Regions from separate parts of the Mus musculus genome. Here region 2 is linked to region 1. Evidence: chromatin loops called from intact Hi-C (ENCODE). Cell type or tissue: gastrocnemius. All regions are shown on one strand. Links, peaks and the distances in the headings refer to the core of each region. The heading gives the core; the rest is flanking DNA.

The links. A loop is a pair of places that touch in the nucleus more often than their neighbours do. Peaks named below come from ENCODE experiments on the same cell type or tissue, not always from the same donor. Only the 100,000 strongest peaks of a DNase experiment are listed, where the experiment ranks them.
Region 2: a loop joins it to region 1, with 3 times the contacts of the local background. A loop is called at or near these places in 14 of 42 quality-filtered maps.

The regions. Positions count from the first base shown.
Region 1 is chr15:76,414,285-76,419,656 of GRCm38, reverse strand. It overlaps Mroh1 (maestro heat-like repeat family member 1), which reads right to left. Exons shown (of 44, transcript NM_175457.4): 12 at 5,325-5,372. Among named protein-coding and RNA genes, the nearest start is that of Mir6954, 16 kb to the left of the region's middle. In gastrocnemius, for the core only: a CTCF peak has its summit at 2,397 (motif pointing left); a DNase peak (open chromatin) is centred at 2,404.
Region 2 is chr15:76,466,329-76,471,700 of GRCm38, reverse strand. Bop1 (block of proliferation 1) reads left to right here. Exons shown (of 16, transcript NM_013481.2): 3 at 4,849-4,929. Among named protein-coding and RNA genes, the nearest start is that of Bop1, 8.2 kb to the left of the region's middle. In gastrocnemius, for the core only: a CTCF peak has its summit at 3,200 (motif pointing left); a DNase peak (open chromatin) is centred at 3,203; H3K27ac peaks cover 1,586 bases.

The DNA of each region.
Region 1 (5,372 bases), core at 284-5,283:
AAAGCTAACTGGTTGGCAGCTGAGGCAGTAAGTAGAGAAGTGGCTCCCATTCTGGGGAAGTCAGTGCTGCTGTGACGGAGCTGGTGTCAGTCACCGGTCTGCCTAACGTCTGGAGTTTCTCACATGACCCAGACCAACCGCTGCTGCTGCTGCTGCTGTTGCTGTGGCTCTGGGGGCTCCTTCTTGCTGAGAACCAGCAACATAACCTTATATGCCAAATATGTGTGTGTGTGTGCGTGTGTGTGTGTGCCCAAGCTTACTTGTGCGCGTCGTGTGTTGATATAGGGTTTCTCTGTATCCCTGGCTGTCCTGGCACTCACTCTGTAGACCAGGCTGGCCTTGAACTCCCGAGTCTTGGGATTAAAGGCATGAGCCACCACCTGACCCATCTCCTAATACTATAAAGAAGACTGAGGCCAGCCACTAAGTGCTTGACTGGGCCGCACAGACACTAACCCCAGAATGATGCCCAGAGCACCAGCCTAGCCCTGTGCAATGAGAACGCTCACATTTATGAGCCATTCTATATGTCTCTAGAGTGGATTTCACCTTTTGCAATAAATTTTAAATGGATACTACGAAGTGGCTATCACCGGATGTGATAAATGCCTGTAACCCCAACACTCAGAAGGAAGCAGGAGGAGCGTCAGCTCCAGGACAGCGGAGGAGGCTGACACAGGGAGCTAGTGTGTTCAAAGCCAACCTAGACCACAGAGCAAGGCCCTAGACTAAAAGGGAAAAGAGGCTGGAGAGATGGCTCAGCAGGTAAGAATTTGTACTGCTTTAGTAGAGGACCTGGGTTCAGATCCCTGAACTTACATCAGGCAGCACACGAGCACTGTAACTCCAGCACAGCATCAAATGCCTTTTGACCTCCACAGGCTCCTGCACATGAGCTCGCCCAGGCACACACGCACACACACACATAATAAATAATCTTTTTTTTTTTTTAAAGGAAAGAAAATAGGGAAGAAAAATGAGGGCACTGGGCACAATACAAGTAATAACTGCTCGTGACAATGTAGAGGCAGTTTGGTAAGAATGCCATCCCAGCCAGGTGGTGGCACACACCTTTAATCCCAGAACTCAGGAGGCAGAGGCAGGCAGACCTCTGAATTCAAGGCCAGCCTGGTGTACTAAGAGAGCACCAGGATAACTAGAGCTATGCAGAGAAACTCTGTCACAAAAAACAAACAGCCCCACCCTAAGATACTCCATGGCCTAGGCCCTACCTCCTCTGGAGCCACCACAACAAAGCCTGTTAAGGATCTTGACAGTAATATCATAAAATACAAGCCGGGCGTGGTGGCACACGCCTTTAATCCCAGCACTCGGGAGGCAGATGAAGGCGGATTTCTGAGTTTGAGGCCAGCCTGGTCTACAAAGTGAGTTCCAGGACAACCAGGGCTATGTAGAGAGACCCAATTTCAAAACAAAACAAAACAACCAAAAAAGAAAACAAAACAAGGGCTGGAGAAATGGCTCAGTGGTTAAGAGCACTGACTACTCTTCCAAAGGTCCTGAGTTCAAATCCCAACAATCACATGATGGCTCACAATCATCTGTACAGCTACAGTGTACTCATATACATAAAATAAATAAATAAATCTTTTAAAAAAGTAGTCAGACTCTGAAAGGTGGACACCACAGTTAAAAACAAACAAACAAACAAATCGATGGACAGTCTCTAGAAAGAGAGTCAAATAGAAATATTATTTACATATAAAGACATACATGGTTACATGTAAACATCTTGAAGATAAAGTTCTGGAGAGAGTATTCAGGGGTTAAGAGCACTGCTGCACTTTCAAAGGACCTGGGTTTGATTCTTAGTACCCGTATGTCAGCTCACAACCATCTGTAAGTCTAGTTCCAGAGTATCAGACACACTCTCCTGGCTCCCTGGGCACCAGATAAGCACACACCACACAGAAACACAAGCACACAAAACACCCACAAAAAATAATTAAAAAACCAAAAAGGAAAATCTTCAAAGTAGGCACAGTGGATAATGTATGCCTCTGATCCCAGCATGCACTCGGGAGGCAGATCTCTATGAGTTCAAGGTCAGCCTGCTATACTTAGTGAATTTCAGGTCAGCCAAAATTACCTAGTGAGACCCCTGTCTCAAAAACACAAAAGCAAAAACAAAAAACAACCTAAGCACAGCTAGTCTCTGGAATCTTAGGGCTGAAGACACAAAGGTGTGACTCATAAAGCAAGAAATTTAAAATTCACCTGTGTCCTGGCTGAGACTTTCATTCAAGTTCATCTTTAGATTCCTGGGGTTTCGGGTTTCTCCGGGAGCAACAGAAGGTCAGCTTTGTGAATTACTCTCCTGCTCCTAGCTTACAGGTTTTCCTGTCCACAGGAGAAGGGATACAAACCTGAGATCAGAGCGCCACCTAGTGTTAGAGGCTCAGACAGCACCAGGCACAGATCAAACTAGACTCCAGGAAAAGAAAGTCTGTGTGCTCTACCCTTGCCCTTCTCGGCGGCGGGGGGTGGGGATGGGGGGGGTGGGTGACTTGGGCAACCTTGGGAAAGGTGGTTTGTTTGGTAGCCTGGAACACATAACAGCTAAGCAGCGGCTTGCTGCAAAAGGAGTTACTCTGTCTAGTCTTCACTAGGTATCTTGGAAGAACAGAATGCATTCACCTGGTGGTGTTAAGACAAAGGCACACCTACAACCTGAAACTCTGCTCCTAGATACGCGTCCATCAAAGTGTGCACAGGGACAACAGAAAGAGAAGCAGTCTTCATTAGGGTCAGAAACTGGAAGAACCCACGTGCCTTGCTAACAAATGAGCACCTTGGAGATTAGCTTACTATACATTTCACAAAAAAATAAGTCAGATACAAAACGTTCCACAGTGTGCAATTTCTCACTCCTTATACAACATGCAAAACAGTCACACATTCTTGTGCACGAAGCTGCCCTTGCTGACCTGGCAACGGCCCCTGAGCACTGTCATCTGTTCTTTGTTCTTCATCCAGGTGGAAATAATGGGCTGTGTTATCACTTACTGAAAACAACAGCTACTATCTGTAGTATTCCTGTAGGTGAGCTGTACTTCAAATATTTAAGAGCATCTTAACTCTGTACTGATGAAGGTGAGAAGTTCTCTAAGGTAATCTACAGAAAGAAACAAAGCACACTATGGACTGTCTCCAGTAGAGAAAATTCTGTTTCTTGTATGCAGACATTTCCATATGACATGCCCAGAGAAAGAACATAGAGGAAAGAATGAAAATATAGGTAAACACAGAGTGCCTTCTGAAGTACACTTCGATAAAAAAACATCATTTTACTGTAATGAAGTCAATAAGAGCATCACACGGCTGGATGCAGGCATCCAGTCAAATGCTGCCTGTGGTGGCACTCACCTTCAATCCCAACATTTAGGAGGCAGAGGCAGGTGGATCTCTGTGAGTCTGAGGCCAGCCTGGTCTACAGAGCGAGTTCTCAGAAAGGTAGGGCTAATAGAGAGACTGTCAGAAAAAAAGAAAGAAAGAAAGGAAGGAAGGAAGGAAGGAAGGAAGGAAGGAAGGAAGGAAGGAAGGAAGGAAGGGAGAAAAGGAAGGAAGAAGAGAAGAGAAGAGAAGAGAAGAGAAGAGAAGAGAAGAGAAGAGAAGAGAAAAAGAAAAAGAGGTATCCAGTCAAACAACCCCTGCCCAGCCCTGAATGCTGCACGCCTCAGTGAACGTCTACACAGCTAGAAGCCCATTCTGAAGCCATGCAGCATCTGCTATAGTTTTCTATTTTCACTATCAATGAATTTTTATATACCTAACCATCTTATCCATCAAACCCATCACCACCACCAAAACAACCAAACAAGAAAACAATGGCAGAGTTAGAACTAGAAAAGCATCATACTTTTCATTTGCCCTTGTCCAACCCATGTGGCCTTTCACCTGAATCCCAATCCACTGGTGAACTCTTAAATGTAAACATGCACGCATGCAAGCACACGTGCGCGCGAGAACACACACACACACGCACACACACACACACACACACACACACACACGCACGCACGCACGCATGCACCTACGCACGCACCTGCGCACGTGCACGCGCACGCACACACACACACACACACACACACACACGCACCTGCACCCGCACCCTAAACAACCACTACCAAGAGTCTACTTCTGGTGCCTTAACCACTGCCAGAAGAGCCCAGGCAACAGGATGTTCCTTTCTGAACCTCCTATCTAATGCCACCCAATGTGACCTGTGATGGTTAGTATATGCTTGGCCCAGGGCGCTATTAGCAGGTATGGCCTTGTAGGAGTAGGTGTGTCACCGCGGGCGTGGTCTCTAAGACTCTCATCCTAGCTGCCTGGAAGCCAGTATTCTGTTAGCAGCCTTCAGATAAAGATGGAGAAATCTCAGCTCCTCCTGCACCATGCCTGCCTGGATGCTGCCATGCTCCTGCCTTGATGATAATGCACTGAACCTCTGAACCTGTAAGCCAGCCCCAATTAAATGTTGTCCTTTATAAGACTTGCCTTGGCCCCTGTGGGGCTGGAGAGATGGCTCAGCGGTTAAGAGCACTGACTGCTCTTCTGGAGGTCCTGAGTTCAAATCCCAGCAACCACATGGTGGCTCACAACCATCCATAATGAAATCTAATTACATATAATAAATAAATAAATCTAAAAAAAAAAAAAAAAAGACTTGCCTTGGTCATGGTGTCTGCTCACAGCAGTAAAACCCTAACTAAGGCATGACCCATGTCCACTCTTTGCTGACCTCTGACAGGGCATGAATAGAACTCACCAGACCACAAACCCACGTGTACAACTATAATTATCTTTATGAAACTTATTGCTCAATAAGTTTGCTTATTTCAATCAAATAAGTCTCCCTTAAAAGCAGGAAACTGGGGGCTGAAAGTGTTGCCCAGCGTGTGTGGAACCCTAAGTTCTAACCTGTGGTGCTTTGGTTGGAAATGGCCCCAGTTGGTGGAAGTGTTAGGGAAGGATTAGGAGATGTGACTTTGTTGGAGGACGTGTGTCACTGGGGACAGGTTCTGAGCTTCTAAAGTCCTGGCTGCTTCTAGTTATCAAATGTCTGCCCATGAGCACTTGCTCTCAATTGTCACCCGCCTCCAAATAAACCTCTTCTTCTGATAAGTTCCCTTGCTCACGGTGTCTCATCACAGCAATAACTAAAACACAGTGCAATTTTGAAGACCGCCAAGCTAAAACACTACCACTAACAGTAACTCATAGTAGGATGTTTTGGTCATCCAAACGATGGGCATGACCCCAGTGGTACTGTCCCACACTGGAGCACAGGAGGCTCTTACCAGCCGAGTTGATGATGTGTCTCAGGATCTGCAGGGTACCCACGCGGA
Region 2 (5,372 bases), core at 198-5,197, 52 kb before region 1:
ACTGTAGTTACAGACAGTTGTGAGCTGCCATGTGGATGCTGGAAACTGAACCCGGGTTCTTTGCAAGAGCAGCCAGTGCTCTTCTTAACCACTGAGCCACCTCTCCAGACCCCTTTTGTTTTAAGTGTGTGTGTGTGTGTGTGTGTGTGTGTGTGTGTGTGTGTATGCCGGAGATTGATGTTGGGTATCTTCACGTATATTTACCGTATTTATTTTTGCATTTATGTATATGTGTGTGCTTGCATGGCTTTATGTGCACTGTGTTCGTGCTTGGGCCCTCAAAAGTCAGAGGGCATTCAGTCCTCTGGAGCTGGAGTGCTAACTCCAGCAATTATGAACTACGCGAGGTTGGTACCGGGCACTGGACTAGTGTCCTCTGCTAGATAACTAAGTGAGTGCTCTTCCACGCTGAGCTGTCCCTTCAGCCTTACCTTTTCCTTTCCGTGAGGCAGGGTCTCACTATGTCGTCCTAGCTGGCCTGAAACTCACACTGATCTATCTCCCTCCCTCTGCCTCCTGAGACCCTCACCTCATTGTTCTGAGATGGAGTGAACCTGCAGCTCATTGACAGGACTGGCCAGCCAAGGAGCTCCAGAGATCTTTGTGTCCCATGTCCTCAGCCGTAGGATTGCAGACACGTGACACCATACTTAGCTTCTGCTTGTTTTGGTTTTGGTATTATTTTTGAGGCAGGATCTCACTTTGTATCTCTGGGTGTCCTGGGACTCACTAAGTAGACCAGGTTGGGCTTGAACTCCCAGAGGTCTGCCTCGCTCATGCTTAGATTTTTATGTAGGTGTTAGGGTCCGAATTCAGGTTCACCTGCTTTCTGATGGAACCATCTCTCTAGCCTCCCTCAGGCAGTTACTCTTCTTTTGCGGGGAGGGGGCAGGGGAGCAGGTCGTTTAAGACAGGGTTTCTCTGTGTATCTCTGGCTGCCCTGGGACTCACTCTGTTGACCAGGCTGGCTTCAAACTCAGAGAACCACCTGCCTCTACCTCCTGAGTGTTTTGGTGTGCGCCATCATATCCAGCTTTAGTAAGTTATTTTTCTTTTGAGAAGCAAGAACAATTTTTTATCCTATGTTATCTCTGGCCTCTTCAGTCTCTGCTGACATGTTGTCTTTAGAACTAGGTAGCTTTTGTCAGTCTCTTCTCACTGACATTCTCACGAAGTTCCTTCCACCGTTCTCTGGGTTGGCCCTGGAGACTGATGTTGAGAGTGGCCTAGGATCCTGCTGCTGTTAGGCCTAGGGCCTTTGCTGGAAAAGTGGGTTCTTTAGTCTCCTTTATACATAGTTTTTGTGTTAAAAATAGCGTGCTGGATTTGATTTTTGTGTTAGGGATTTGGGATGTTGTATGTGCATGTGTACATACGTGTATGTATGCATGTGTGTATGTGGGAAAGGGGAGGAGGACAAGCGGTCTTGGCCCCACCTTGCACTGGCTTCAGGGCATGACATACTGGAAGAGCTCTGCTCTTCTGAACCACAGGGAAGGGATATGAAGTTGACTTGGCTGATCCTGGCCTGCTTCCTGGAAGAGGTGGCATGCCTTTGTTCTATACCTGGTTGGTAGTGGCAGTGGAGTGTGGCCAGACAACACAGAGGGCCATTGTAGTGACTCAGCCAGTACAGGCACTTGCCACCAAGTCTGATGACCAGAGTTCGTTCCCCAAAACTCACACGGTGGAGAACCAGCTCCCTCAAGCTGTCCACTTTTCCATGTGAGTTGTAGCATATGTGTACCTACATCCATGTGTATGTCTCTCTCACACATACACACACACACACACACACACACACACAAGTAAATAATAATATAAAAAAATTAGAGAAAAAAGAAACTTGCTCATTTGGATGCCATTCTAGGCTCTTAGAAACCTCTCGACTCTCTCTTTGGTCCTTGCAGTATATTCTCAGCCTGGACTAGGCAGAAGTATACCTGTCCCGCAGATCAGGCTCTGGAGAGAGAAAGGAGTTGCCTCTCTTGGGGCTTTCCCCTGGGCACGTACCTATTCCTTCTTCACCATTGGTGGTTTACTGGCTCCTGGGGGGCTCTTTTCCACCTATTGTGCAGTACCCGGTGAGCCCCTGCTTGTGTGGCTCTCCCAGCGCCTGTCTTGGACGGTAGCTGCCCTGACCACTCCTGCTGGCTTCTGTTGGGTGGCTTCTTATTCACAGCCCTCTCTAGTCCTCTTCTGCCTCTCCTCAAGTTGTATACACTGTGCTGCCCACCCCTTCCCCTTTTGAGACAAGTTCTTACTGTGTAGCCCTGGCTGTCCTAGACCTGCAGTGTAGGTCAGGCTGGCCTTGAACTCACAGAGCTCTCAAGCGATGAGAGCCACCAACCCTGGCATTTCAATACCTCCCTGACCTCTGAGGGGCCTTCTGTCACCTAATACCCCGCTCTTTTTTGTTTGTTTGTTTGCTTTTTTTGTTTTGTTTTTGGTTTTTCGAGACAGGGTTTCTCTGTGTAGCCCTGGCTGTCCTGGAACTCACTTTGTAGACCAGGCTGGCCTCAAACTCAGAAATCCACCTGCCTCTGCCTTCCAGGTGCTGGGATTAAAGGCGTGCACCACCACCGCCCAGCTATGCCCTGCTTTTTTACCAGTCACTTGCATTCTCATTGGGTGGCAGTGTTGCCATGGTGTGAGGCTGCATACTGCTCTCCTCCTGAGGGCTGCCTGGGAGGATTTCAGGCCTGACATCTCAGTCCCCTCCAAGAGGCACCTGCCCATTTCCCCAGACCGGCTAAGGATTCTGGAGCTAGGCTTGGGCTAGGAGCTTTTTAAGGGTCCTTTTACCCAGTGGGTGCTAACTGGCTCTCTGGGGCTGGCAGACCTCACCACCTTCTCTCTGTGTTGGGAGAGAGACGCGTAGGCAGCCAGGCTGCTGAGGACCCTTTACCTAGGGTGTCCTGTACCTGTCTGCTTTGGATGTTTTAGTGGTTGTCTTTAATTTTTAAGTTGAAAATAGATGTATACCTATAAAAACCCCAGCACTCTGGAGGCTGAATCTGGAGGGTAGTTTGAGACAATCCTAGGCTACAGAGCCTCAAAAAGGGGGACAGAGAATTTGAGGAAGTGTTTTCCTGGGTTGTTCCCAGAGTGGATGTCTACCCTCCATAGGCCCAAGCCATTCATTTCCCCTAGTGGGAGATGGTCCCTGGGTTGTTGCTCTGTGTCAGTGCTGCCCTCTGGTGGATAGCGACTGCTCTGCAGCCATTGGATCCAGAATAAAGCTGCTGTTCTTAGAACCCCAGTTGCCTGGAAATAGCATATGTGTAGAGGGAATTCCCAAACCTCACCATTGGAGAGCCCAACCCTTGTCAAAGGCCTACTAGCATTTGGCTCCCCCAGGTATATGCTTCATTGTCCCGCACTGGAAAAGTGGGGAGACACGGTGCAGGCTGCTGAGTTTGCTTCCCACAGGACGCTGATCATGGCCTGTAGGCACTGCCACTGTGATTCATGTAGGTATAGTCCCTGGCAGAGAGCATTTGGAAGGAGATGTGGCATGTTATGGGCCCTGCCTGAGGCCAGGGCTCTGACACCTGCTTGGGAACAGTGGCTGGCCAGAGCTTGGTATTGTAATGCCACTGTCCCAGGGGCCTGCTGAGCGCAGGCAGAGTCAGATGTGCCTGCAAGTTGTGTTCCTGGGGCCTCTTGTGAGCTGGGGTTTGCAACCCATTTTTGGTGTACAGCAAGAAAGTGGGGGAGATAGAGAAACTGAATCCTTCCTTGTTCCAAGCCTGGAGAAAAACTTAGTCTTCCATCCTCTTTATACTGAAGGGAAAAACAGGCCAGAGAAGAGTAGGCCTTTGGCTCTTGCCTGGGTAAGAGGGACTGGGGCTGTGGGCGGGGGCGCCCACACACCGGGGTTCCTGCTCCAAGCACTTTACTGCCCTCAGGGGTGAGAGGTGGGCCTGTTTTCTCCATCAGTTCTGGTTCTGCCAATAAACCCGATCTGGTCTGAGCCATCCGCCTCCCCAGGCAAGGGAGAATCTGTTTTCCAGGTTGCGGTGTGAATCCTCCGTGGCACCCACTCTGACCTAGGGGACAAGGTCAGCCTTTCGTTGCAGCTATGGTGGGTGTGGAAGGTGCCTGGGGTCTGGGCCTCAAGGCATTTTGGGAGTCCAGGAAATCTCTCTAGGCCCTTGGCCAGTCGGTCTGTTCTGAATGTGGTTCTTAGTGGTTCTAGGTGTTCCTTACGACAGAGGCCATGGCTTATGTCATCACCCCACCCATAGCACTGCCCACTTACCCCTCTCCTTGTGCTCCTTGTCTGTAGGTCTGAGCAGGTCTGAGCAGGTCTGAACATAGCCTTTACCAGATCTGGGCCCAGTAGGACCTTTTGTGGGACCATTGGCCCTGGGTCACTGCGGCTGGTTTTGCCATCGTGTGGTGGTGTAGGTGAGTGGTGTGGGTAGCTAGCCCCGCAGATGGGCTGCCTCCCACTGCTCTTAGCAGCCTTTTCCTTTTTGGCCTGGTATCGAGTGTCACATGCTGTCTGGGCTATTAGACAGCAAAGGTTGGTTTGCCCTTGAGGGAACATCTCTTGGTAGGTCCCATGGTACAGGGTACAGGGGCTGAGGCTCTGAAGTACATTAAGATCTGGGACAGCTTTTATTCTGTGCTGAGGCCTTGCACTAGGTGAGGCTGCTCAGAGATTTGGGGTTGCACAGTGTTTCATGTGGTCTTTGGATCTAGGTTCCAGTGTTGGAAGAGTGGTTCTCCCAATGTAGCTGACCAGAGGAACGAATGGGTTTGGGCTGTAGGCTAGGGCCTCCTGATTATCAGAGGGCTGTTTTAGGGACCTCCGGAGTAACTCTCCCCTTCTCTCCACAGGCTGCCCCTCTTTGCTCAAGGACAGAGGAAGCAGGTGCTCTGGCCCAAGATGAATATGAAGAGGACAGCTCTGATGAGGAGGTAGGGCTTGGGCTGAACGGGACTTCCTGTGAGGTGAGAGCCATCCTGCCAGGGCTAAGCTGGTGCCTCATGCAACCTGGAGTAGGTGCTGACCCTCAGACTGGGAGAGCCCTGGTGTGGGATTGGGCCTCCCTGCAGGGGCGGTGCCGCTGGTTGTCAGAGGAGCCAGGTTCTCATGAGGCTGCTGAGCCCTGAGTAGGCGTCCTGGCTTGGGCTCTCCCCCCATCTGGAAGAACAATCTGGGGGTCTGAGACAGATGACTGAAGCAGCACATGTGTGCCATTGCCAGGCTGAAAAGGAGAGGCAGCATGGCTTAGCAGTGTCTTGTCTGTGGGCACAAGGGGCCCGGGGTAATCCTGCACTATCATGAATGCTGCGGTGGCACTGAAGGCCGACTGAGGGTGTTGGGCCTGGGGTGGCGCGAGTCAGCCTATGCTCTGTAT